3 separate regions of the Mus musculus genome follow, and regions 1 and 2 are each linked to region 3. Evidence: chromatin loops called from intact Hi-C (ENCODE). Cell type or tissue: heart. All regions are shown on one strand. Region 1 has its middle 4.9 kb from the start of Pdpr. Region 2 holds the start of Exosc6 (exosome component 6). Region 3 holds the start of Sf3b3 (splicing factor 3b, subunit 3).

The links. A loop is a pair of places that touch in the nucleus more often than their neighbours do. Peaks named below come from ENCODE experiments on the same cell type or tissue, not always from the same donor. Only the 100,000 strongest peaks of a DNase experiment are listed, where the experiment ranks them.
Region 1: it touches region 3 in a loop (2.7-fold over the local background); 4 of 42 quality-filtered maps call a loop at or near these places.
Region 2: a loop joins it to region 3, with 8 times the contacts of the local background. A loop is called at or near these places in 13 of 42 quality-filtered maps.

The regions. Positions count from the first base shown.
Region 1 is chr8:111,085,797-111,093,796 of GRCm38, forward strand. It overlaps a transcript of Clec18a not described here. Among named protein-coding and RNA genes, the nearest start is that of Pdpr, 4.9 kb to the right of the region's middle. In heart, a CTCF peak has its summit at 4,518 (motif pointing left); a DNase peak (open chromatin) is centred at 4,465.
Region 2 is chr8:111,052,530-111,060,529 of GRCm38, forward strand. Aars (alanyl-tRNA synthetase) reads left to right here. Exons shown (of 21, transcript NM_146217.4): 17 at 662-775; 18 at 1,360-1,479; 19 at 1,596-1,682; 20 at 1,980-2,093; 21 at 2,490-3,040. The coding sequence ends at 2,675. Exosc6 (exosome component 6) reads left to right here and starts at 3,810. Exons shown (of 1, transcript NM_028274.4): 1 at 3,810-5,135. The coding sequence starts at 3,842. The coding sequence ends at 4,663. It overlaps Gm38523, which reads right to left. Exons shown (of 5, transcript XM_011248573.3): 5 at 6,168-6,414. The coding sequence ends at 6,391. In heart, a CTCF peak has its summit at 3,717 (motif pointing right); DNase peaks (open chromatin) are centred at 1,522, 2,682, 3,772 and 4,462; H3K4me3 peaks cover 2,195 bases; H3K27ac peaks cover 2,306 bases.
Region 3 is chr8:110,844,034-110,852,033 of GRCm38, forward strand. Sf3b3 (splicing factor 3b, subunit 3) reads right to left here and starts at 2,770. Exons shown (of 26, transcript NM_133953.2): 1 at 2,642-2,770; 2 at 430-566. The coding sequence starts at 499. Cog4 (component of oligomeric golgi complex 4) reads left to right here and starts at 2,991. Exons shown (of 19, transcript NM_133973.2): 1 at 2,991-3,176; 2 at 5,835-5,917; 3 at 7,303-7,417. The coding sequence starts at 3,018. In heart, a CTCF peak has its summit at 3,069; DNase peaks (open chromatin) are centred at 2,698 and 3,008; H3K4me3 peaks cover 3,360 bases; H3K27ac peaks cover 2,031 bases.

The DNA.
Region 1 (8,000 bases), 240 kb after region 3:
AGAATGAATTTATGAAATTCCTAGGTAAATGGATGGACCCGGAGGGCATCATCCTGAGTGAGGTAACCCAGTCACAAAAGAACTCACATGATATGTACTCACTGATAAGTGGATATTAGCCCAGAAACTTAGAATACCCAAGATACAAGTTGCAAAACACATGAAACTCAAGAAGAATGAAGACCAAATTGTGGTCACTTTGCCCCTTCTTAGAATTGGGAACAAAACACCCATGGAAGGAGTTACAGAGACAAAGTTTGGAGCTGAGACGAAAGGATGGACCATTTAGAGACTGCTGCACCCGGGGGTCCATCCCATAATCAGCCTCCAAACGCAGACAGTATTGCATACGCCAGCAAGACTTTGCTGAAAGGACCCTGATATAGCTGTCTCTTGTGAGGCTATGCCAGTGCCTGGCAAACACAGAAGTGAATGCTCACAGTCACTTGGATGGAACACAGGGCCCCCAATGGAGGAGCTAGAGAAAGTACCCAAGGAGCTAAAGGTGACTGCAACCCTATAGGTGGAACAACAATATGAACTCAGTACCCCCAGAGATCATGACTCTAGCTGCATATGTAGCAGAAGATGGCCTAGTTGGCCATCATTGGGAAGAGAGGCCCCTTGGTCTTGCAAACTTTATATGCCTCAGTACAGGAGAATACCAAGGCCAAGAAGTGGGAATGGATGGGTAGGGGAGTTGGGGGGGAGGGTATGGGGGGCTTTTGGGATAGCATTTGAAATGTAAATGAAGAAAATACCTAATTAAATATGTAAAATAAATTAATTAAATAAATAAATAAATAAATAAATAAAATTTAAAACAAAACAAAACAAACAAAACACAGAGCGGGGAGGCAACACCTGTGCTCAGCTCCAGGTCACATCACACCCAAAGTTAGGTTCATCCCAGATCTGGCTAGAGTAGGAGACACAACAGAAATCATGTACTGGGGGAAATGGCATATCATTCTTCCTATTTTTAATTTCTTTTGGGACAGGGTCTTACTATATAGTCCTAGCTAGCCTGGAGCTTACTATGTAGACCAGGCTGGACTTGAACTTACAGAGATCTGCCTGGATCTGCATCCCTAGTGCTGGGATAAAAGGCATGAGACACACTCCTGACCTATTTTTATTTTTATTCTACTTTTATCTTTTTCTTTTCTTTTTTTTTTTTTGATTTTTTTTTTTTTTTCGAGACAGGGTTTCTCTGTGTAGCCCTGGCTGTCCTGGAACTCAGGCTGTAGACCAGGCTGGCCTTGAACTCAGAAATCCACCTGCCTCTGCCTCCTGAGTGCTAGGATTAAAGGCGTGTGCCACCACCGCCCCGGCATATTTTTTGATTTTTTGAGACAGGGTTTCTCTGTGTAGCCTTGGCTGTCCTGGAACTCTGTAGACCAGGCTGGCCTCGAACTCAGAAATTTGCCTGCCTCTGCCTCTCAAGTGCTGAGATTAAAGGCGTTTTGTTTGTTTGTTTGTTTGTTTTTTCTATTTTAATTTTTATTAGTTTAATTTTTTTCAAATTTGTTTTATGTGTACAGATGTTCATCTACATGTATGTCTGTGCAGCACACGTGTGCCTAATGTCTCTAGAGGCTAGAAGTGGGCATCAGAGACCCTAGAGCTAGAGTTACAGATGGTTGTGAGTCACCACATGAGCGCTAGAAATAGAACCCAGGTCCTCTGGAGGGCAGCCAGTGCTCTTAATCACCCAGCCATCTCTCCAGCTTTTGTTGTTGGTTTTGTTTTTTTGAGACAGAGTTTCTGTGTAGCACTTTGGTCTTGGAACTCCCTGTGTAGACCAGGTTGGCCTGGAATTCAGAGATCCACCTGCCTCTGCCTCCTGAGTGCTGAGATTAAAGGTGAATGTTACCATCCCCACCCCCAACTCCATCCTTTATTTTATTTTTGTATGAAGTCCTATGTGTGAATGTGGGCATTTGAATACTATGGCGTGTGCATGCATAGAGATCAGAAAACAACCTCCCGTGCCAATCTTTGTTTTCCAGCTTGTCGAAACAGGTTTTTTTTGTTTTTTTTTTTTTTTTTTTTTTTTTGGTTTTTTGAGACAGGGTTTCTCTGTGTAGCCCTGGCTGTCCTGGAACTCATTCTGTAGACCAGGCTGGCCTCGATCTCAGAAATCCGCCTGTCTCTGCCTCCCAAGTGCTGGGATTAAAGGCATGTGCCACCACGTCCGGCAGGTTCTTTTATTTTAATGCTGTGTATGCCAGGCTAGCTGGCCCATGAGTTTCTGAGGACTCTCCAGTCGCTGCTTCCCAGCTGTCTGCACTGGCACTGAGGTTACAGAGACATGCTTCCATGTCTAACTTTATGTAGGGTCTGAGAATTTGAACTTGGGTTCTCATGTTTGCACAACTGCCCTCCTTCTTTGTGTGTGTGTGCATGCACACCAGGGTCTCACTATTTAGTCATGGCTGGCTTTGTATTTAATATATAGTGCAAGGTCACCTCAAACTTACTGCAATCCCCTTGTCTCGACCTCGAAAGTCCTTAGCTTAGAGGTGTACTTAACCACACAGAGCTTGTCGTTGTTTTGTTTTTTAACTATGAATTGAAACTAAGGCTTCATGTTGGCTAGGGAAACCCCACCACTGAGCTATACCCCCAGTCTTCCCACCCACATTTTGTGTTGTGTTGTTTTATATTTGGTTGTTAGGTTTTTGCTGCTGCTGCTGTTTCTCACCCTCTAGAGATGATCTCAGTGAATTTCCCAGGCTGGCCTTGCTATCCATGAATGTAGCTCATTTGTTAGAGTTTGTCAAGCATGCATGAATCCCTAGGTTCAATCCCCAATACCACATAAAGGTGACATGGTGGCACATACCTGTAATCTCAGTACTCCGGAGGTGGATGAAGAATTCCAGATCACCCTCCACCATAAGGCAAATTAGAAGCCAGCTTGGGCTACAAGAGACCTTGTCTTTATGGCCCCCTTAAGAACAACAAGAACAAAGAAAAACGCAAGACAATAACAACCAAGCAAATTTTAGTCCTGCAGCAGCCTACTGAGTTGTTGGGATTACAGTTCCTTCATCTCTGTTCCTTCTTTACCATAGCAGTCACTCTGAGTTATCAGTCTTAGAGGGGATTTTCTTAGTCTGATTTGAGTTTCTTTTTTTTTTTTTATATATTCAAGTATAATTTTTATTTTTATTTATTTTTATTTTTTTATTCCCGTATTTTCCTCAGTTTACATTTTCAAATGTTATCCCAAAAAGTTCCCCCCATTTCCCTTCCCGCCCCAAATTCCCCCTTACCCACTCATTCCCACTTTTTGGCCCTGGCGTTCCCCTGTACTGGGGCATATAAAGTTTGCATGACCAATGGGCCTCTTTTTCCAGTGATGGCCGACTAGGCCATCTTTTGATACATATGCAGCTAGAGTCAAGAGCTCCGGGGTACTGGTTAGTTCATAATGTTGTTGCACCTACAGGGTTGCAGATCTCTTTAGCTCCTTGGATACTTTCTCTAGCTCCTCCATTGGGGCCCTGTGATCCATCCAATAGCTGACTGTGAGCATCCACTTCTGTGTTTGCTAGGCCCGGGCCTAGTCTCACAAGAGACAGCTATATCACGGTCCTTTCAGCAAACACTTGCTACTGTATGCAATGGTGTCATCATTTGGAGGCTAATTATGGGATGGATCCCTGGATATGGCAGTCTCTAGACGGTCCATCTTTTTGTCTCAGCTCCAAACTTTGTCTCTGTAACTCCTTCCATGGATGATTGTTTCCAATTCTAAGAAGGGGCAAAGTGTCCATACTTTGGTCTTCGTTCTTCTTGAGTTTCATGTGTTTTACAAATTGTCTCTTATATCTCGGGTATACTAAGTTTCTGGGCTAATATCCACTTATCAGTGAGTACATATCATTTGAGTTCTTTTTTTTTTTTTTATTAGGTATTTTCCTCGTTTACATTTTCAATTCCTTCCCAAAGGTCCCCCATACCCACCCCCCCCAATCCCCTACCCACCCACTGCCCCTTTTTGGCCCTGGTGTTCCCCTGTACTGGGGCATATAAAGTTTGCAAGTCCAATGGGCCTCTTTGCAGTGATGACCGACTAGGCCATCTTTTGATACATATGCAGCTAAAGACAAGAGCTCCCGGGTACTGGTTAGTTCATATTGTTGTTCCACCTATAGGGTTGCAGTTCCCTTTAGCTCCTTGGGTAATTTCTCTAGCTCCTCCATAAGGGGCCGTGTGACACATCCAATAGCTGACTGTGATCATCCACTTCTGTGTTTGCTAGGCCCCGGCATAGTCTCACAAGAGAGAGCTATATCTGGGTCCTTTCAGCAAAATCTTGCTAGTGTATGCAATGGTGTCAGCATTTGGAAGCTGATTATGGGATGGATCCCTGCATATGGCAATCACTAGATGGTCAGTTTCTAATTAACCCTAACAGTTCACTCAACGAAGTATAAGGGATACAGGCAGCCAGGTCACTTCAATACACAGGTTCCAGCGCCACCTAGTGGTCAGCCTGAGGACATAAGCAGAACCAAGTCCCATCTGGTCTGTGGGGCAATTACAGTTAAATCAGTTAAGATTGGGGGAAAAAAAGATCTTTTAATAAACTTTAAAACACACTCACCTGAGTGGAGGTATCAGAGCCCCTGGATCTGGAATTACAGATAGTGGTGAGCTGCCATGTGTGGTTGCTGGGATCCAAATCCAGGTCCTCTGGGAGAGTAGTCAGTGCTCTTAACCACAGAACCATCTCTCCAGACCCCTAAAAAGCTTTTTTAAAAGAAAGGAAAGAAGACTGTGGAAACACCAAGGGACCCCAGTTTCTTGGAAAGGCAATGTTCCACCAAGGAGATGGAACTTTCATCAGCTGAATATTGAGTATTTAAGAGACGAAAGGGCCTTTCCAGAAAAGTTGGGAGAGGCATCTGGGGTCGTGAGATTTTGAATTCAGCCGGGCATAGTGGTGCACACCTCTAGCCCAGCACTCAGGAGGCAGAGGCAGGTGGAGCTCTGTGAATTTGAGGGTAGCCTGGTCTACACAGTGAGTTCCAGGAGAGCCAGAGCTACACAGAGAAACCTTGTCTAGAAAACCAAGTGGAAAAAAAAGATTCTAAGTTCAGAACTTTCCACAGCACAGAAGGAAAGGTGTCAAGAGGACGTTTCTCCAGGCAGCTCCAAGACAGAGGGCTGGGGCTGGTGAGATGGCTCAGTGGGTAAGAGCACCCGACTGCTCTTCCTGAGGTCCGGAGTTCAAATCCCAGCAACCACATGGTGGCTCACAACCATCCCTAACAAGGTCTGACTCTCTCTTCTGGTGTCTGAGGACAGCTACAGTGTACTTACATTAAAAAAAAAAAAAGACAGAGGACTGGATTAGATACAATCTCAGACCCTAGTATCACACCTGGCATGGTCCTAGATTGTCTTGAGTGCCAGTATTTGGAGAAGTGCTTGTTTTGTTTTATTTGTGTTTAGCTCTGGTTGTCCTAGAAGTTGCTGTGTAGACCAGGCTGGCCTCTGCTTCCGTGTGCACAATCAACTATCCTCTATTTCATTGTTTTCAAGAGAGGATCTCTCTATAGCTCTGGTTATCCTGGAACTTACTATGTAGATCAGGCTGGCCTTGAACTCAAGGAGGTCTGCTTGCCTCTGTGTCTTGAATGCTGGGATCAAAGGCATGAGCCACGACATCCAGCTTAGTAAACTAGCTTAATTCCCTCTACTCAAGGATCTGGAATGTTCTCAATACCACATGCTAACTCTACCCAGGAACATTAGTGGGCTGAGGGCAAACAACACTCAGAAGTACAAAATTACAGTGGTGTCTGATACATACCAAGATTTGACTGGAGAGTTAAGTGTGAACTAGAAAACCCTTTCATGAAATAAGTTGTATAGGTTTCTATTTCATCTGTTCTGAGGAAGGAAGGAAGGACTGTATATAGGGCTGATGGGAGCCTACAGTTCAAAATAAACTTTCCTTCTTTTTTCGTTTTACTACTTACCTGACATTCCCGAAAGCTAAGGCACCAGAACCAAGCTGTGGAGAGGAGCTCCGATTCCAGTCCTTGCTACTCAGAGAACGTCCTGGCCTGGATCCTTAGAAACAAGGGCTAAAAATATCTTCCCACTCTCACTCTCTCTGTAGTCAACATACACACAAGGATGCCAAGTGTTTTCAAAGGACAAAACGTTAGCTGCGTTCAGATCTTCCAAGGTACATTTTTCATCGCCAAAGGATGATGATTCTCCAAGGGATTTTCAGCATAGAGAAGTCAGGAGCCAATCATGGAACACCTCTGATGATTTATGGGAAAAAAGGAGAGAGAAGGCAAAACTATAAAAAACAGGTCTGGGGCTGTCACTCAGGGAGAGTGGGGTTTATTTATGTGTAGGACCTAGGATTGACCCCAACAGAGTATCAGCAAAAATCATAAAAAAACCAATCACAAAAGCAAAAATATTTCACTGGTCTTGAATGCATTCAAAACTGTGCTGGTGGCTGTAAGAGATTACAAAAACCAAATCTTATCACTGACAACACAAAGAGCTTGTGGGAAGCCACATGTGCCATTGCAGAGTGGCACTGACTACTGCTGGCCACCACACATAAGTTTGGACAAACAACCAATGTGTACATATGCAGTAAAGTTTTTTGCAAAGACACTGCCTGGCCCGGGCATGATAATGAGGCTTTGAGAGTATAACCAATCAGATGTGAGACATGCAAATGAGGTATGATAATGAGGCTCTGTGAGGTACAGAGAGAGAAAGAGAGTAGCCAATCAGATGAGGAACATGCAAATGAGGCGTAGTGCATAACCAATCCGGGTGTGAGACACGCCTCTCCTAGGCCTATATAAGCAGCACCAGTTCTGGGCTTGGGGTCTCTTCGCCTCTACAATCAAGCTCTCCCAATAAACGTGTGCAGAAGGATCCTGTTGCAGCATCTAGTCTGGCGCGCGCAAGAAGAGCTTTCAGACTTAACACTTATTTTATCTTTTATTTTCGAGACAGTGTTCCTGTATGTACCTCCGGCTGTCCTGGAACTCCCTCTGTAGACCAGGCTGGCCGCAGACTCACAGGGACTCACCTCCTTCTGCTTCCCAAGTGCTGGGATTGAAGGTGTGTGCCATCACTGCTCGGATAGACTTAGCAATTTCTAGTAGAGTCAGTAACAGTTGTGGGTGAGAGAAACATTCCCTACGTGTGACACATAGATAACACACCACCTCATTTCATTCACCCTGTCCTGTAGATAACTAGGTTGCTACAAAGTTTGTATGTCTGGAAATTGTAAGTAGGCAGATGGCTCAGGAAAAACAACAAACAAACAACAAAAAACAAACCCAAAAACCTTTGGTTCCCTGACAAATTAAAAAAACCTATCCCCAAATATTTTTGATTGGTCAGTGTCTTTTCATTTTCATTTTTTGGGGATAGGTATCATTAAAAACTTAACCAAAAATGTGAAAGGATTCATCTACTAGGGGCTTCCAAATGTCTTGAGCTTAATGTTTCAGGAGAACAAGGGCAACTGAATGTGTGGTGAAGCAAGCCACTTGGGAGGTGGAGGCAGGAGGACCAGGAGCTAAGTCATCCTCTGTACCTATTTGAATCCAGCCTAGACTGAGACTTTGCCTATAAAAACATACACATAAATAAATAAATAAATAAATAAAACAAATAGACTTTTTTTTGGTTGTTTTTGTTTTGTTTTTTTGAGACAGGGTTTCTCTGTGTGGCCCTGGCTGTCCTGGAACTCACTCTGTAGAATAGGCTGGCCTCGAACTCAGAAATCCATCTTCCTTTGCCTTTCAAGTGCTGGGTTTAATGGCGTGTGCCACCACTGCCCAGCTACAAATAAACTTAAATAAAACAAATAAACTAAAAAAAAAAAAAAAAAAAAGGAACCGGGTAGAGTTGAGTCTTACTGTCAGTTCTCATCTGGGCAGTCTTGGAGAAATTCATGGCTAGTGAGTTGGGTATAAACTAAGCAAGCTGGG
Region 2 (8,000 bases), 210 kb after region 3:
GTCAGGGTGGCCTGTGGGCCCTGCCTGGCAGGGGAAAGCTGTCACCATGCAAGGTTTCTAGTCTTCATGGTTAATCTTTTATATTTGGGGGTCAGTTGCAGGGCTTAGTACAAAAAGGCACTTGCCACAAAGACTAACAACTTGAGGTTGTGGCCAATGACCCACATAAAACATATGGAGAGAACTGACTCCATAAAGTACTTCTCTCACACATATGTACCATGTACACACACCATACACTGTACACACACACACACACACACACACACACACACACACACACACACACTAGTAGAAAGTTCCAAAAGACAAACAGCGTCTAGGAAAACAGAATACATAAATCCTGCACCTTCCTCCCAGCACAGCTCCGTGTGAGTGTAAGCCAGAGTCTCCTTCTGCTTCATATGCCCTTCCCTCTCGACATATCCCAGGGTGGTCCTAAGGCGAGGTGTGTGGCACCAAGGTGAGCCGCGCAGCTTGGTGGTAGATCCTGAGGAATGGTCACTTTCCCAGGTGAAAGGGCTTCTGGTTCATGGACATGAACCAGCCCTGAACAGGAGTTACAGTGCAGCCTTTGCTGGCCAGCTATGTATGGCCCGAGCACTTGCTTCCTGAAGGAAAGGAACCCTAGTGTTTAGAGCTCTGATGGTTCTCTTCCTAGGCTCTCAGGAAGTCAGAAACCTTGAAGAAATCTCTCTCTGCCATGGAGGCCAAAGTGAAGGCCCAGACTGCACCCAACAAGGACGTGCAGAGGGAAATTGCTGACCTCGGTGAGGTAGGAATGGCTTCGCTCTGTTTGTTTCTCCCTGTGTTTTTAAACTCTTTGTTTCTTTATTTGTTGTGCTTTTTAAAGACAGAGTCATATTCTATAGCCCAGACTAGCCTGAACCACACTATACCGCTCAGGCTGGCTACAGATTCGCAGCTGTCCTCTGGCCTCAGCATGTCTCTGCAAAATGAGCCACATGTTGGGGACTGGGGGTGGTGGGGTGTCGTCAAGTTCTTTGTTTGAGAAAGGATATCATGCCATCCACACTGCGCTCGAACAGCTCGTATTCTGGTATGCTGGGCTTCCTTCCTGCACGTCTTTGCAGGCTGTACTCAGAGCTGGTAAGGACCAGGTCTCAAGGAAAGCCCTCTTTATCTTGCTACTTTCTGTCCAGTGATGGCTGCTGCATTCATTAATATAGTGACTAGTCTTAAAGCCAGCAGGTATCTTTGTGTTTTTCTGTTTTCTCAGACTCTGGCCATGGAAGACTTTGGTTCAAAGACAGAAGGTGGGGTAGGGTAGAGTGGGCTTGAATTTCACCCTACCTCCTATTAGCCCAGACCCCAGATGGTCTTCTCTTCTGGTTCCAGGCCCTGGCCACTGCAGTCATCCCCCAGTGGCAGAAAGATGAACAACGAGAGACTCTGAAGTCCCTGAAGAAAGTCATGGATGACCTAGACCGGGCCAGCAAAGCCGATGTGCAGAAGCGAGTAAGGCTTGGCAGTGCCAGCAGCTGGATGAGCGCCCAGAGGTTTTCCTAGGCAGAGGCTGACAGGGCTCAGAGTCTGGTCCCTTGGCCTAAGCCTCTCTCCTGGGCTTCTTGTAGGTGTTAGAGAAGACAAAGCAGCTGATTGACAGCAACCCCAACCAGCCGCTGGTCATCCTGGAGATGGAGAGTGGAGCATCGGCCAAGGCAAGCCGCGAGGGCCGGGCTGCCCTCTAAATCTGGGCTGTGTGGTCACTTAAGGCCCACTGCTCAGTTCTAGAGTTAGGCTGAGCCCTGGAGAGATCCGGTGGCCAGAGAAGGAGGAGCTTCCTGGGGGTAGGAGGCCGACCTCAGCCAGGGTGTGGGCAGGGTCCTGCCACTGGTGGGCTCCTGGGAACAGCATCTGCTGGAAATGGGATGGTTCTCTGAGGGCTGAGTTCTCAGCTTCCCTTGTAGAAAGCAGGGCTCCCTTGCCAGTGACCTAACCTGAGGTTCTCCCCACAGGCCCTGAATGAAGCGTTGAAGCTTTTCAAGACGCATTCTCCTCAGACATCTGCCATGCTGTTCACGGTGGACAATGAGGCTGGCAAGATCACGTGCTTGTGCCAGGTTCCCCAGGTCAGAACTTCCCACAGTCCCAGTCTAAAAGCCTGCAAACCCGTATGCCAGTGGGAAACCCTGCCTGTGGCTCCTCAAGGAGGGCTTCTTCACAGCATTTGCCAAGACTGTTTGTGTGCACGCAGTCCTCACTAGAAACTGTTGATCTGTCTATCATTTGTCGCCTCCTGCGGCACCTTTACCCCTCGGGCTTTCTTTTGGTGAAAGACTTCACTCCTGGCTAATGCCTGGCTTTGCTCTCTGTCCTCACTTTGGCAGTAGCCATAGCTGCTCTCCTGTGCCAGCTATAGTGTTAGTCTGTGGTAGCATCACACATGATACAAATGGATGTTGGGGGCGCCTGCCATTCCCCCCTCAATCCCATTCTGACTACCATTTTCCCCTCCTATCTCCTAGAATGCAGCCAACCGGGGACTGAAAGCCAGCGAGTGGGTCCAGCAGGTTTCAGGCCTGATGGATGGTAAAGGCGGTGGCAAGGACATGTCCGCCCAGGCCACAGGCAAGAACGTGGGCTGCCTTCAGGAAGCACTGCAGCTGGCTACCTCCTTTGCCCAGCTCCGTCTGGGAGATGTGAAGAACTGATGGGAGGGAAGCCCTCTCGGGAAAGCAACTCGCCATCAACCAGACATGTCCGAAGGCGGGAATTCAGCCAGGAGCTCTCCTCCCGCCACGAAGACATTGGAGTCATGGGACCTCTCAGCAGCCCTGTCCGTCCTGATCCAGCGGTAATGGGAACACGCCTGGAGCTGTCCTGTGATTCATTGCCCCCCTCCATTACTGCTCTGAGCCCATTCATGTCAGCACCATCTGTCTAAAATCACTACCCAGGAATGCTTTTTAACGTCATGATCACATCTAGATGAGGTCACTCTGCCAGCCTGAGGCTTTAGGTCTGCAGAGGAAGGAAGCCTTTTCTCTGCAGAAAATAAAAAGGACCATGTGCAATACTTGGTGATGTCATGCGCTCTGCTTCTTGTCCTGAGGTGAGCCCTGGCTCCTGTATATCTGTTACGGTTCCAGCCTGTTTCTGGTTGATGGTATCACCGAATAGACTCCCAGACTCCTGAAAGTTCAGGAAATTCAATAGAAGGGTGGAGGAAAATAATTCTGAGTTGCTTCCAGTGGAGAACCACTGTTCTTAGTCTCTTAGGACAACCTCCACCATGCCTGTCCACATGCCTGTTTGAGGCTGCTGATATGAGGTCAGACAACTGATATAGGCAGTATGAACATGTAGGTGTGTCCTACTAACTGCCCCACCCCTACTGCTTTAACCTAAAGTAGGTTCAAGACCCTGGCCCAGCCCTAAAATGCAATTTGTATGAATCTACAAACAGCAGGGTCTGGAAGCAGAGATACTGTCTGCTTATGACAGTTCCTCAGAGTGTTAGAAATATCTAGTTGTACAAAGAGAGATACCGTCCATTTATTAAACAAGTGTTGAAGCAGCCAGAGGACTAATTGCACGAGTAAACAAAAACCTCTCACCTTGGGCAAGCTTATGTGAAACAGTCTGAATGCAAACTTCTAGGAATAACAACAGATCCGTTCCTTAGGACTAGCTAAAGTACCAGCATAGGAGTCCAGCTATACCTCGCCGTTCTTCCTCCACTCCGCTAGGTGGCAGCGCGCACACCTACCGCTCTCCCGATAGGCTCTGCGCGGGCGCGCATCTTTAAGCGAGCGGAAGAGCCGGGTGCGCAAGGGCAGCCCAGCAGGCGGAAGTAGCTCGCACGCCGGTAGCCGCCATGCCGGGAGACCATCGCCGCATCCGCGGGCCGGAGGAGTCTCAGCCGCCGCAGCTGTACGCGGCCGAAGACGACGAGACGCCCGCTGCTCGCGACCCGACGCGGCTCCGCCCGGTGTACGCGCGCGCCGGGCTGCTGAGCCAGGCCAAGGGCTCCGCCTACCTGGAGGCGGGCGGGACCAAGGTGCTGTGCGCCGTGTCCGGTCCGCGGCAGGCCGAGGGCGGCGAGCGCGGCAGCGGCCCTGCGGGAGCGGGCGGGGAAGCTCCCGCTGCCCTCCGGGGTCGCCTGCTCTGCGATTTCCGCCGCGCTCCCTTCTCCGGTCGCCGGCGTCGCGCGCCCCAGGGCGGCGGCGGGGAGGATCGCGAGCTGGGACTGGCGCTACAGGAGGCTCTGGAGCCCGCCGTGCGCCTGGGGCGCTACCCGCGTGCTCAGCTCGAGGTGTCGGCGCTGCTGCTGGAGGACGGCGGCTGTGCGCTGGCCGCGGCGCTCACCGCGGCCGCGCTCGCCCTGGCCGACGCGGGAGTGGAGATGTACGATCTGGTGGTGGGCTGCGGCCTGAGCCTCACCCCGGGACCCTCCCCGACCTGGCTGCTGGACCCCACGCGGCTGGAGGAGGAGCACTCCGCGGCCGGTCTCACGGTGGCCCTCATGCCTGTGCTCAATCAGGTGGCCGGGTTACTGGGCAGTGGGGAAGGCGGGCAGACTGAGAGTTGGACCGATGCTGTGCGCCTGGGCCTGGAGGGCTGCCAGCGCCTCTACCCAGTGCTGCAGCAGTGTTTGGTGCGGGCTGCCCGCCGGAGGGGTGCCGCCGCCCCACCCTGATTGGAAAAAACCGGAGCGACGAGGATTCGAGGACTGCTATCGCCCTTCTCTCCCTAAAGGACCAAGCGCTGATGGTCGCCTGACTCCGCAGAGCTGAGAAACGAAGAGTGGGGCAGTTGGGCGCACAGAACCAAAGCACTGGACAGCTCTGTTGGAAAGGTTTAAAAGGCCGTTGGAAACACGATCCAGTTGGAGAGATTTGAAAGCAGCCATACTCCCAAGTTGGAAAGGACTTGGGCTGGATTTACCTAGTAAATGAGATAAGGGGCTATGGTCTTGTAGGAGATGGACCCAGTGCAGGCCAGCCATTGGCTCCAATACATAATAAACTGATTCTTTTGAGAGGATGGACCAGGGGACTTTGCCTTCTCACTACTCAGAGTAAAACATAAAAACTATTTTATGACTGGAAATACATCTGTTGTGTTTTTTCTTGATACTAGAGTTAGAAACAATGCTGTTCTGAACTGGGTGTGTGTTGAGTCTGTGTTTTCAAGGGCTCCGAGTCATTACTGCCTTAAGTGTTCATATTAGCCCACTGTAACTAAGAAGGGGTGATGTGCTTTGTAGGAGAAACCTCGTGCCCTGGAGCATTGTCTGGGGCAGCTGCTGAGGTGATAAGTCTGAGGAGACTCCAGGACAGCCAGGGCTACACACAGAAACCCCTGTTTTTTGGGGGTGGGGGGAGGGAACTGGAGAGAGTTAAAAGAAGTTCTGGTGCCCCCCTATCCTTTCCTTTAGGACAAAATCATGTCTAGGAGTTGGGTAACTGAAGGATTATGCTCTGGAAGGACGCCCAGTCCCATCCTGGTGTCCTGTCCAGGCTTGGCTCCTGGCACTAAGGCTCAGTGCAGCAATGGACTACTCAAATGGGGACCACCTAAATACTGTGGCATCGCTTACAGCCTGGCTATTCCATAAGGCAGAGCGGGCCTGACCAGGATTATAGGGGCTTTTCTTCACTTAGGGTTGAATTGGAGGAAGCTGTGTGGCACTTATTAAGTAAGGGGTTACTTAATAAGTGTCAAGAAAAAAGTATACATTTTGGCTGGGTGGTGGTGGTACACGCCTTTAATCCCAGCACAAGAGGTTGGTTAGGTTAGCACACACAACCTTACAGCTTGGTGTCACTGTAGGGATGCAAGTGTGTTTCACTACTGTGGCTGCAGAAAAATTGACACACTACCAAGTTTAGTGGTGCGTGGGCAAGGAAGCAACCTTCATTTTGTGAGAGCCAACAGTGTTCACTGGGTTCAGGGCCCTGTCAGGTGCCTCCTGCAAGACCACCACAGTTGAATGAAAATAAAGAGATACTATACTGCTAATCTATGGGGCTTCCCTACCCTGCCCTCAGCAGGACTCATGGAAAAGACCTCAGGAGTTAAATCCACAACCACTGGGAGGTTTCCTGGGTGCTTCAGCACTTTTTTTTTTTTTTTTTTTTTTTTGAGACAGGGTTTCTCTGTGTAGCCCTGGCTGTCCTGGAACTCACTCTGTAGTCCAGGCTGGCCTCGAACCCAGAAATCTGCCTGCCTCTGCCTCCTGAGTGCTGGGATCAAAGGCGTGCGCCACCAACGCCAGCACTTCAGCACTTTCAATGCCCAAGCGCCAGAAAGGTGACTTCAAGTTTCAAGGGAGTGACTTCCAAAAATACAAGGCAAGAAAACAGGCCACTTAAGTACCAGCTGAACAAAGTCTGGAAGGTTTCCCACCTCCTACTGGCTACACTAGTCCGATGCTGGATTCTTCACCTGTAAAGAATAGAGGGGCTGGTTTAGAGAGCAGGAGGCACAACCTGGGAAAGATGGCTAAAATGTGCTCAAATCTAGTTCTTCCATTCCCCTCCTTCAGACCTTTGGGAAGTCTGAGGCTATTCTAGATTCTTTGGGGGATGGGAGGGGTGCTGGAGAGTGTCTAATCTAAGCATACCCACTAACCCAGAACCAGCAGGCAGGAGCAGACATTCTCTCTGCAGCACATTCTTTTCCCAGGACAGTTGTGACTCAGGCCATAGGCAGCAGTGAGGACCTTCCTGAGCCCATGCAGCCTGGGTTAGGCAGGGCTTTATGAGGGAATTCACTGATAACGGAGGAAGTTACAGGAGGGCAGAGAAAATTTAAGGCCCTTTACTGCTACACAAAGGGCCATTACATTTAGATTGTCTCACCCTAGAAACATTAGCATGCCACAGCCCTGGGGAGGCAACCAATGGGATGAGGCCAGAAAGGGGAAGAAAGCCAATGTTTTGTTGTGTTTTGGGGACAGGGTTTCTCTGTGTAGCCCTGGCTGTCCTGGAACTCTGTAGACCAGGCTGGCCTGGAATTCAGAGATCACCTGCTTCTACCTCCCAAGGGTTGGAATTAAACGTATGTGCCACCACCTCCTGGTTCAGGAAATCAAAATTTAACAAGCTTAAAGAGGGAGGGGGGTGGGGGGGGAAGACTTGGCATATGGAATGTACAAAGTACAGTACAAAGTCAGAGTTCCTCTGCCTCCCTTCCAGAAGATGGTATTTCAACCCAAAACTGACCTAACCCAGTGTCCAAATACCTGGCAGTAACCACTGGTATAGCTGAGCCAACCAAACCCAGAGTCAAGGGGCTAAAAAGCAGAGGAGAAGGGAGAAGTGGCTGTCCTAGGGACTGCTCTTGGGTATAGGTTGGTTGTAAGCCTGTACTGGCTGGCTTTGTTTGTCAACTTGACACAAGCTGGAGTTATCACAAAGAAAGGAGCCTCCCTTGAGAAATGCCTCCATGAGATCCAGCTGTAAGGCATTTTCTCAATTAGTGATCAAGGAAGGAGGGCCCCCTGGGTTGGTAGTCCTGGGTTCTATAAGAAAACAAGCTGAGCAAGCCAGAGGAAGCAAGCCTGTAAAGTAACCTCTCTCCATGGCCTCTGCATCAGCTCCTGCTTCCTGACCTGCTTGAGTTCCAGTCCTGACTTCCTTTGGTGATGAACAGCAGTGTGGAAGTGTAAGCTGAATAAACCCTTTCCTCCCCAACTTGCTTCTTGGTCATGATGTTTTCTGTAGGAATAGAAACCCTAAGACAAAACCCATCTGTCCCTACTACTTACTCTCTGTTCCTACATAAACCACATGCTCTGTCTTTGCCCATAAAAAGGCCACAAGGACCCAAGTAAGGTGAAAGAGAGCAGAGCATCCCTAATTACCCCTTGTATTGCCCTGAGCTGCCTGCTTCTTGGTAGGCCCTCTGGCCCTTGGATGCGTGACTCAGTGTTTTGAGAAGTCCTTACTTCCAGGACACCTGTCCCCTTCACTGTCCTTTGTTCCTGTTTAGAGAGCCAACAGTCAAAGTTCGGAGATCCCAGCTGGCTC
Region 3 (8,000 bases):
GAAACACAAAGCAAAACAAAACAATGCATCTCAGGCTAGCCTCAAGCTCCGACTGGCCAGAACTCGTGCTCACAGTAGTAGTACCTCACCTCCAGAGTGTTAGGTTACAGGCATCAACTATGACACCCATATTCTTTATATCAAATTTGATGTCAAATTAAGAACCAGCTCTGGGAAGCTGGAAGAGGACTACCAGGAGAGGCCATTTTAGACTAAAGTGTGACTACCGTGACTTACAAAGCTCACGTCTCACACAATTTGGGAAGATACGCCCCTGAAACTGAGTGACAGATAATACACGAGAATTTAACACAAACCCCACACACACCAACATTTGTTTTCTTGTAAATGGGAAACATTTTGACAAAAGACAAGCAAAATATATAGTAACTCACTTCCATCCACAAAAACACTACCTGTAGCACTTACCAGAGAAGTTGCCATGGATGGCAAAGCTGATGCCAGTGGCCCGCTGTAAGGTCAGGTTGTACAGAAACATGGTGACAAGCAAAGCTGTGACCCTCAGTCAACTCTTGGTTACAGCAACGGTTTCAAGGCAAAGCAGACTACGGACACAAAAACAGAATTGTTGTTTTTAAAAGAAGCCCTGTCTGGGAACTTCTTGTTGAAATCAGAACAGGCAGAGCTAAGAGTGCTTTCTCGACGTGCCTCCTAAGCTCGCAGAGGCCCGGGCTGCAGTCTCAAGAGGGGAAAAATACACCACCACTTATATGGTGGGCACCGTTCTAGGATACTACATCTTTTGCTTTTCATTTCACATGAATTCTATGAAAGCCTGCACATTGGCATGAACACTCAATAGGCCGAGGCAGGAGGATATCTGCAAGTGTAAGATAAGTATAAGCTGCAGTGAATTCCAGAATGGACAATTCAGAAATAGCTATCCTGGAACTCAGAGATCCTCCTGCCTCTGCCTCCAGGCACTGGGATTAAAGGTGTGTGCCACTACACCTAGCAACACCCATTTTAGGTATTAAAAAAAAAAAAAAAAAAAAAAAAAAAAAAAGACAGGAATCATGGCTCTCTTCTGTAATCCTAGCACTCGAGAGGCAGAGGAAAGAGAATCACTCTGTTCAGTGCCAGCCTGAGTCACACACTCAGTTCCAGCCTATGATACAAAGAGAGGCCCGGTCTCAAACAAAACCAAACTTCTTATGGTCAAGGGAACCCTAAGCTCAAAAATCCTATCAGTTGGACAACATAGAGCAAGTGGTTAAATGCCAGAACCTACAACTTGCTCAATTAACAAACGTGCCTTTTGTGATTTTTTTTTTTTTTTTTTTGCCAGACAAATGAGAACCTACAGTTAGCTGTAGTTCAAGGGTCTACACATCCACATTATTCAAGGCTCTAAAAACCTCAGATTCATTTCCCAGAGACCCCATTCTCTCTCTGGGTTATAAATCTTACCAAACTTACATCTTTCCATATGCTTATATATGTGCATGTTCAAGAACATATATTTATTGCATATTTTATGTGCTGTCTTTAACCAAAGGATGAATTTTTTTGAGAAACCAACAAGACAGCTTTCTGCTACAGATACCGAGAATCTTACTCAATGCCTACACTATAATTCAGTTAGCGAAACTGTTAACGCTACATATAAGCAAATGAAGTTATACCTCTAAGATTTAGTCCTAAAATACCTAATAAACTAATATCTCTAAGGCTTATCCCTAAAGGTTGAACTGGCACTGGCAGCTTGAGGGTAGAGGACCTCACAATTTACAAGGCTGTCACGGATGAGTTCCGGCTGCACCATAAGCAGCGAACGTGATGTTATGACTTTGGACATTTGCTTTAACAGGGGGGAAGATGGTACCTTGCCTCGTAAGGCTCTGTATGCAGAATTTCGTGTTTGAGGCTACGAGAAGGAAACCTATGGCCTTGGGCAAGTGCTCTCTACCATTAGGTTTGGAGGATTAAAATGAGCACCTACTCACTCAACACCAAAACAAACGGATCTCCTGGCTTACTGAAGAGGTGCTTCCTGGAGGAATATCCGGTATCAGGTAACCGTAACAGCCAAACCGTGGAAAGCTTCCTCCCCCGCCTCTGCCTATAATCTCCGGTTCCACCATCACCTCCTTTTTATCTTGCACAGTCTTCAAATGGGTACTATTAGCCTTCGGGTTTTTTTTTTCTTTCTTTTACAGTAAACAGAGGTTCAGAGGAGAAACAACATTTTGCCTAACTACCAAATGCACAAGTTCAAACCAGATCCCCGGCTCCCGGGCGGTTTCTGATAGTTGCACATTTTGAACAAACAGAATTTTTACCCCTTGCTGATTGAATAGTCTTTCAATCTCGAGTCTTCCTATGCAGCCTCGGTGGGACTCCCACTTCCTCAACCTCCCCCGCGTGGTGGAAATACACGAGTGTGCCACCACGTTAAACTCGCAAGCCTTAAAGGACTCGTTCCCACTCTGAAGACACAAGTGGGCGAAGAGTCCACGAGGCCATTTGCCCACGGCAAGCATTTCCCTAACCTCACGCCTACCGAACCTCTCGGGCCTAAAACTGCCCCTGCGGCTCCGGCCGAGGTGCCGGGCAGCTCTCTCCTATGAGCGCTCTCCACTTCCTCCGCGACAGAGAAGCTGGGAGGCCACTTCTTTACCCTGCTGCAAGAAGGATGGCTTCGGTACCCGACGGATGCTGAATCGCTTCAAGGCCTAAGCCACCGCCACTGCCGATCCGCCGGCGTCCGCCATTAGCCTTCAAGACGGGCCTTCGGGTGCCGCGCGACGGGAAAAAGGTATCTAGCCCCCGCCTGATAAATAGATGTAAATTTGGGATGTTTTCATCTTGCACCTGAAGACTAATGAGTTATCTAAAATTTATACGTTACGGTAAGTTTTCTGTAAAATAGAAGGTTAGTTTTAAAAATAGACTTCCAATGGTTTTGATCGGGCATATCTGTGGGCAGCCCCAAAGGTCACCGCGCCAACGCAGAGGGGACCTCGCAAGCCCGGAAGCGCCCACCGGGAGCCAAGATGGCGGAGGTGGAGTCTCCGCTGAAATTGTCAGGAGCTCCTCCGCCACCGGAGGGGGTGGGAGGAGGACACTGCTCCGAAATCTCCACCGAGCTCATTCGCTCTCTGACAGAGCTGCAGGAGCTGGAAGCTGTGTACGAACGACTCTGTGGCGAGGAGGTGGGGAGCTGAACCTCCTTTTTCCTGGAGGATCCGGTGGCAGAGGGCATCACGGGTGTCGATCGCTTTACCAGGGAAAACGAGAAAGCAGCTTCCCAAGAGGCTTTAATGTAGTTGGGCATTTGGGTACACCTGTCAGTTCTACTCAAGCTTATTTGACCTGTTACCTGGACTACTTCCTTGGTCTGCCTCCGTATTGATTTCCCTGACGAGTAAAACTGGAAGTGGTGTGTGTGTGTGCGCGTACATGTATGTATTACATGCACACATACATATGTGTATACCGAATTGGCTTGACTTCAGAATAAGAATTGCTTTGGCTTGGGAAGTGAAAAGTTACGAAAGTTTCTTCTCGACTCATTTAAAGGAGAAGTTCCTTTCTATTTAGCTTGAAGGTCTAAGACTTTTTCTCTTGGAAGAAATGATTATGTGTGTATTTTTAGCATTTCAGTTAAGTGTAGGCATTTGGATGTTTTCTTATTTTGAGACGGCCTCGGTGTTGCCCATATTGTCTTCAAATTGGCTACCTTCCTAGAGCAACCTCTCAAGCTACTGGCATTATAGGCGAGCTCACAACTCCCTAGAAGTTTGAAATCTCCCTGTTAGGACTTTGAAGTTTTAAGACTAAGGCGCAGCTGTCTGGTCTCGGACAAGTGATTTCATCTCTTGTACCTCGGATGTGTGGTCAATCAAGTAACAGGTGTGGAAAGGATTCGGCTTCCTTTCTATTAATAGCATGCTATATCTCTTTATATACGTTTGTTTCTTTTCCATGGCAGTCTGGTGCTGTCAGTTCGTGGATGGATTCCTTGCAAGTCAGAAGATGTAACCTCTCACCTAAAAACCTTGGCAGCTGTTTTTCCCAGGGAACTTTTTTTTTTTTTCTTTTTAGATAGGCTCTAACTATCTAGCCCTACCTGGCCTGCAACTCACTATGTAGACCAGGCTTGCAGTGAACTCAGTAATCTGCCTGCCGCTGTCACTCAAGTGCTGGGATTAATGTCATGCAGCTCTCAAAGCGCTCTGAATAGAGGAAAAGAGAGTTGTTACTACCTTTGAATGTTTTCAAGTACTGCCTTGCATCTGCTCCAGCAGTTCCCACACAAGTAGTGGTTTAAAGTTGAGTGCTCTTGACTTAACATTCCTAAGTCTATATTCTTTGAAGCAATTAATACATTGGGGAAATTTTTGCGGTCTTATAAAATGTAGTAGCGTTGGCTTTGTGTTTGTTTTTAATGACTGCAAATTTTCCTCTGCATCCGTCTTAAGACTGCCTTTATTAAACTATTTAGCTAAGACTGTGGAACTGTTTTCTGCACACTGTGTTATGTGCCTTTATTATCCTGTTTTATTTGCACAGAAATCCTATAAGGTACATATTGAAATCCGATGAGGTACATATTGCTCTCCTTACTTCATAGGAAAAAAAAACCAGAAATTGAGCTAAATATGCTGTATACCTGTAATCCCAGCATGCAAGAGGCTGAAGCAATAGGATCTAAAATTCATGAACTACACAAAACTCCTGTCTCAAAGGTGCATAAATTGAGGTAGCACAATAAATAAATAGCTTCACTGGCGTAGAAATATAATCACCCCCTCTGAACACTAAGTATGCAGAAAGAAGGGATTAAAAAAAAAGAAATTTATGGTCTCTTTGGCAATTTCATTTCTTTAGCTACTATATTTTATTTTGTTCCTTTTAAAAGTGTATGTGTATGAGGAAGCAAGTGTGTCATAGCACAAGTGTAGAAGTTGGGGGACAACTTCAAAATTGCTGTGTGAATGCAGACGATCAAATTCTAGTCATCAGACTTGGAGGGAGGAGTCCTCCTCCAGTCCTTGTTTTGATTCTGAGACAGGATCTCAAATTGCCTACATGGTCAAAACTGGCATTTACTTCTGTTCCTCCTGCCCGCCTCCTGAATGTGGAATAACAAGGGAACATCACACATCTGGATGAGCCACTACATTTTATAGCGTCATTGTTTAGAACACTGCACAAGTGTTGAATATTTATTTGTTTCCATTGTGTTAGTCATCTGCTAGATAGAATAAGATATACTGAAAAACAAACGGGGGGGGGGGGGGGGCGTTATGCACATGCATAATCCTAGCACTTGAAGAGAAAGGAAAGAAGAATTCAAGGTCATCCCATGTTTCAGAACAAGTGAGAAACCATCCTGAGTTACAGGGGACCTTGCATCAAAACAAGCATGAGAAAAAGTACACAGCCAATTATTTAGTCCAACAAAACCAAAGCAGCATTGAAGTCCAAAGGGACTGTAGTGGGAGGGAAAAATTTTTGAATTGAAATTCACCTTTTAGCTGTGTTGAGTTATATAAATGTATTTGTTATAAGTTTGTTTGTTGTCTTGAGATAGGGTCTCTATGTAGTACTTGTTGTCCTAAATATGTATGCAAGACTGGCTTCAAACACAGAGGTCCAGATGCCTCCTCCTAATGCTGGCATGTAAGATTTATGTTATTTCACCTGGCTTAATTTAGATAACTCTTAAAGTTCTTTCTACCTAGGGGTAGAGATGGAGTGTAATATTTAAACACTTGCCTAGCATGTACAAGATCTTGAGTTTAATCCCCTAGTCACTTAAAAAGGAAATTACTTATATCCCTTCTGATGGTGTTTGTCTGTTTCAGAAAGCGGTGGAGAAAGAACTGGATGCTCTTTTGGAACAGCAGAACACCATTGAAAGTAAGATGGTCACTCTCCACAGGATGGGGTGAGTATGTACCACAGCAAAAGTTGTACATTCCAGTAGGACCACAGGATAAAGTTAGTTTTCCTAGCCCCATAGTCCAGTCTCTTGGGAAGCTAAGGTGGGAAGCTTGCTGCAAGTTCGAGGCCAGCCTTGGTTATAGAGCAAGGTACTGTCACAAGAAAGGAAAAAAAAGGATTCTTTTTTCTAACAGTGTTTTATTACCTGATAGGCATTTAAAATGGAAAGGAACAGTAGCTCACAGTAAGCACCTAAGGATATACACTTTGAGAGTTATCAACAGGTCCTTGGAACTGTGAATGGTGGCTCAGATCTTTAATCAACCCTTGGAGGGAGAGATAGAATTATCAGGAGTTCAAGGCCAGCCTGGAACACATGAGACCCTGTCTAAAAAAGGAAAAAAAAACTTTGGCTTTAGACTCCAACCAGGCACGGTGCTACACAACTTAGGAAGTAGGGGCAGGTGGATGTGGGGCTCAAGGCTAACTGTAGCTACATAGTGAACTAAGAAGCTAAACTTGGCTATTTCTAGCCTTCTCAAAAAACAAATCAAAAATAATCTCCTTGACCCACTTGGAACCTTAATAGAAATATGAATTGTGGCTGGGCAGTGGTGGCGTACACCTTTAATCCTAGCATTGGGGAAGCAGAGGCAGGTGGATCTCTGAGTCTAAGTCAACGTAGACTACGAAGAGTGAGTTTCAGAGAAGCCCTATCTAAAATAAACAAAAACAAAACAACCAAAAAAATATATATAAAAGAAAAGGAATGCAAATTCTGGAACCCTCACCCTAATCTTCCTGAATTACAGGCTTTGTTGTTGAGGCCCAGAAATATGTATTTTAGTACATCTTCCAGGTGTTTCTGATTTGCAGTTCAAGTTTAAGAACTACTGCTCTTACCAATCTTATATTTGCTGAGCATTGTGGTGGATGCCTATAATCTTAAGCATTCAGGAAGCTGAAATAGGATCTCAGTTTGAGGCCAGCTTGAAACCTGATTCAGAAGGGTAGAGGGGAACGAGAGACCCTGTCTGTGGTTCCATACACACCTTTAATACTTAATATTTGGAAAGCACAGATAAGAGATCAAGAGTCCAAGGTTATTTTCTGCTTACACAGCGAGTTTGAAGCCATCTTGGCCCACATCAGACCTCATTTCAAAGCAAGCAAAGAGAAAGCTGGGAGTGTGGTTCAGTGCTAGAGCATTTGCTTAGCTCAATCCTCCTACTCCCTCCCCCCATACACGGCATATATACACACAGGAGAGAATTGCCAAATAGGAAAAAGAAGTGAGAGTAGAAGACACCTGGGGAAAAAAACCACAAACACCTCATATCCCCTCTTGTTCGTGCCTTCTGTCTGTGCCTTGACAAACTCTGTCTCTAGTCCCAGCCTGCAGTTGATTGAGGGAGACGCAAAGCAACTGGCTGGAATGATCACCTTTACCTGCAGCCTAGCTGAAAACGTGTCGAGCAAAGTCCGTCAGCTTGACCTGGCCAAGGTAAGCCCGCTGAGCTTTTGACGTTTTAGCTCACAGAGGGAGGGAAGAAGTTACACCTAGATAAGAACCAGCAGTGAAATGCAGTTCAGAACCAGAACCAGAACCAGATAAGACGCCACACCGAGACTCCAGGCCAGTAGCGTCTGTGCATATCAAAATCAAAATCCTCAATTAATACTAAAAGCAAATCGAGCAACATATAGAGAAGATTATATACCACGAGCGGTAGGAGTGCAAAGCTGGTGTTATGTGTGAAAGTTAAGTAGTGTAGTAGAGGGAATGGAGGTGGCGCTTGATAGAGCACTGCCTAGCACGCATCAACACCCTAGGTTAGAGCCCAGCACAGCAGTGTTATCTTTCCAAGTATCACGTACTTCTTGATTCAGTTATGAGGTTAACAAAATAAATACGGATTATTCCCATTCGTGCTTTGATTTTTTTTTTTAAAGATTTTATTTAAGTATGTGAGTACACTGTCATGTCTTCATATACACCAGAAGAGGACATCCCATCCCATTACAGATGGTTGTGAGCCACCATGTGGTTGCTGGGAATTGAACTCAGGACCTCTGGAAGAGCAGCC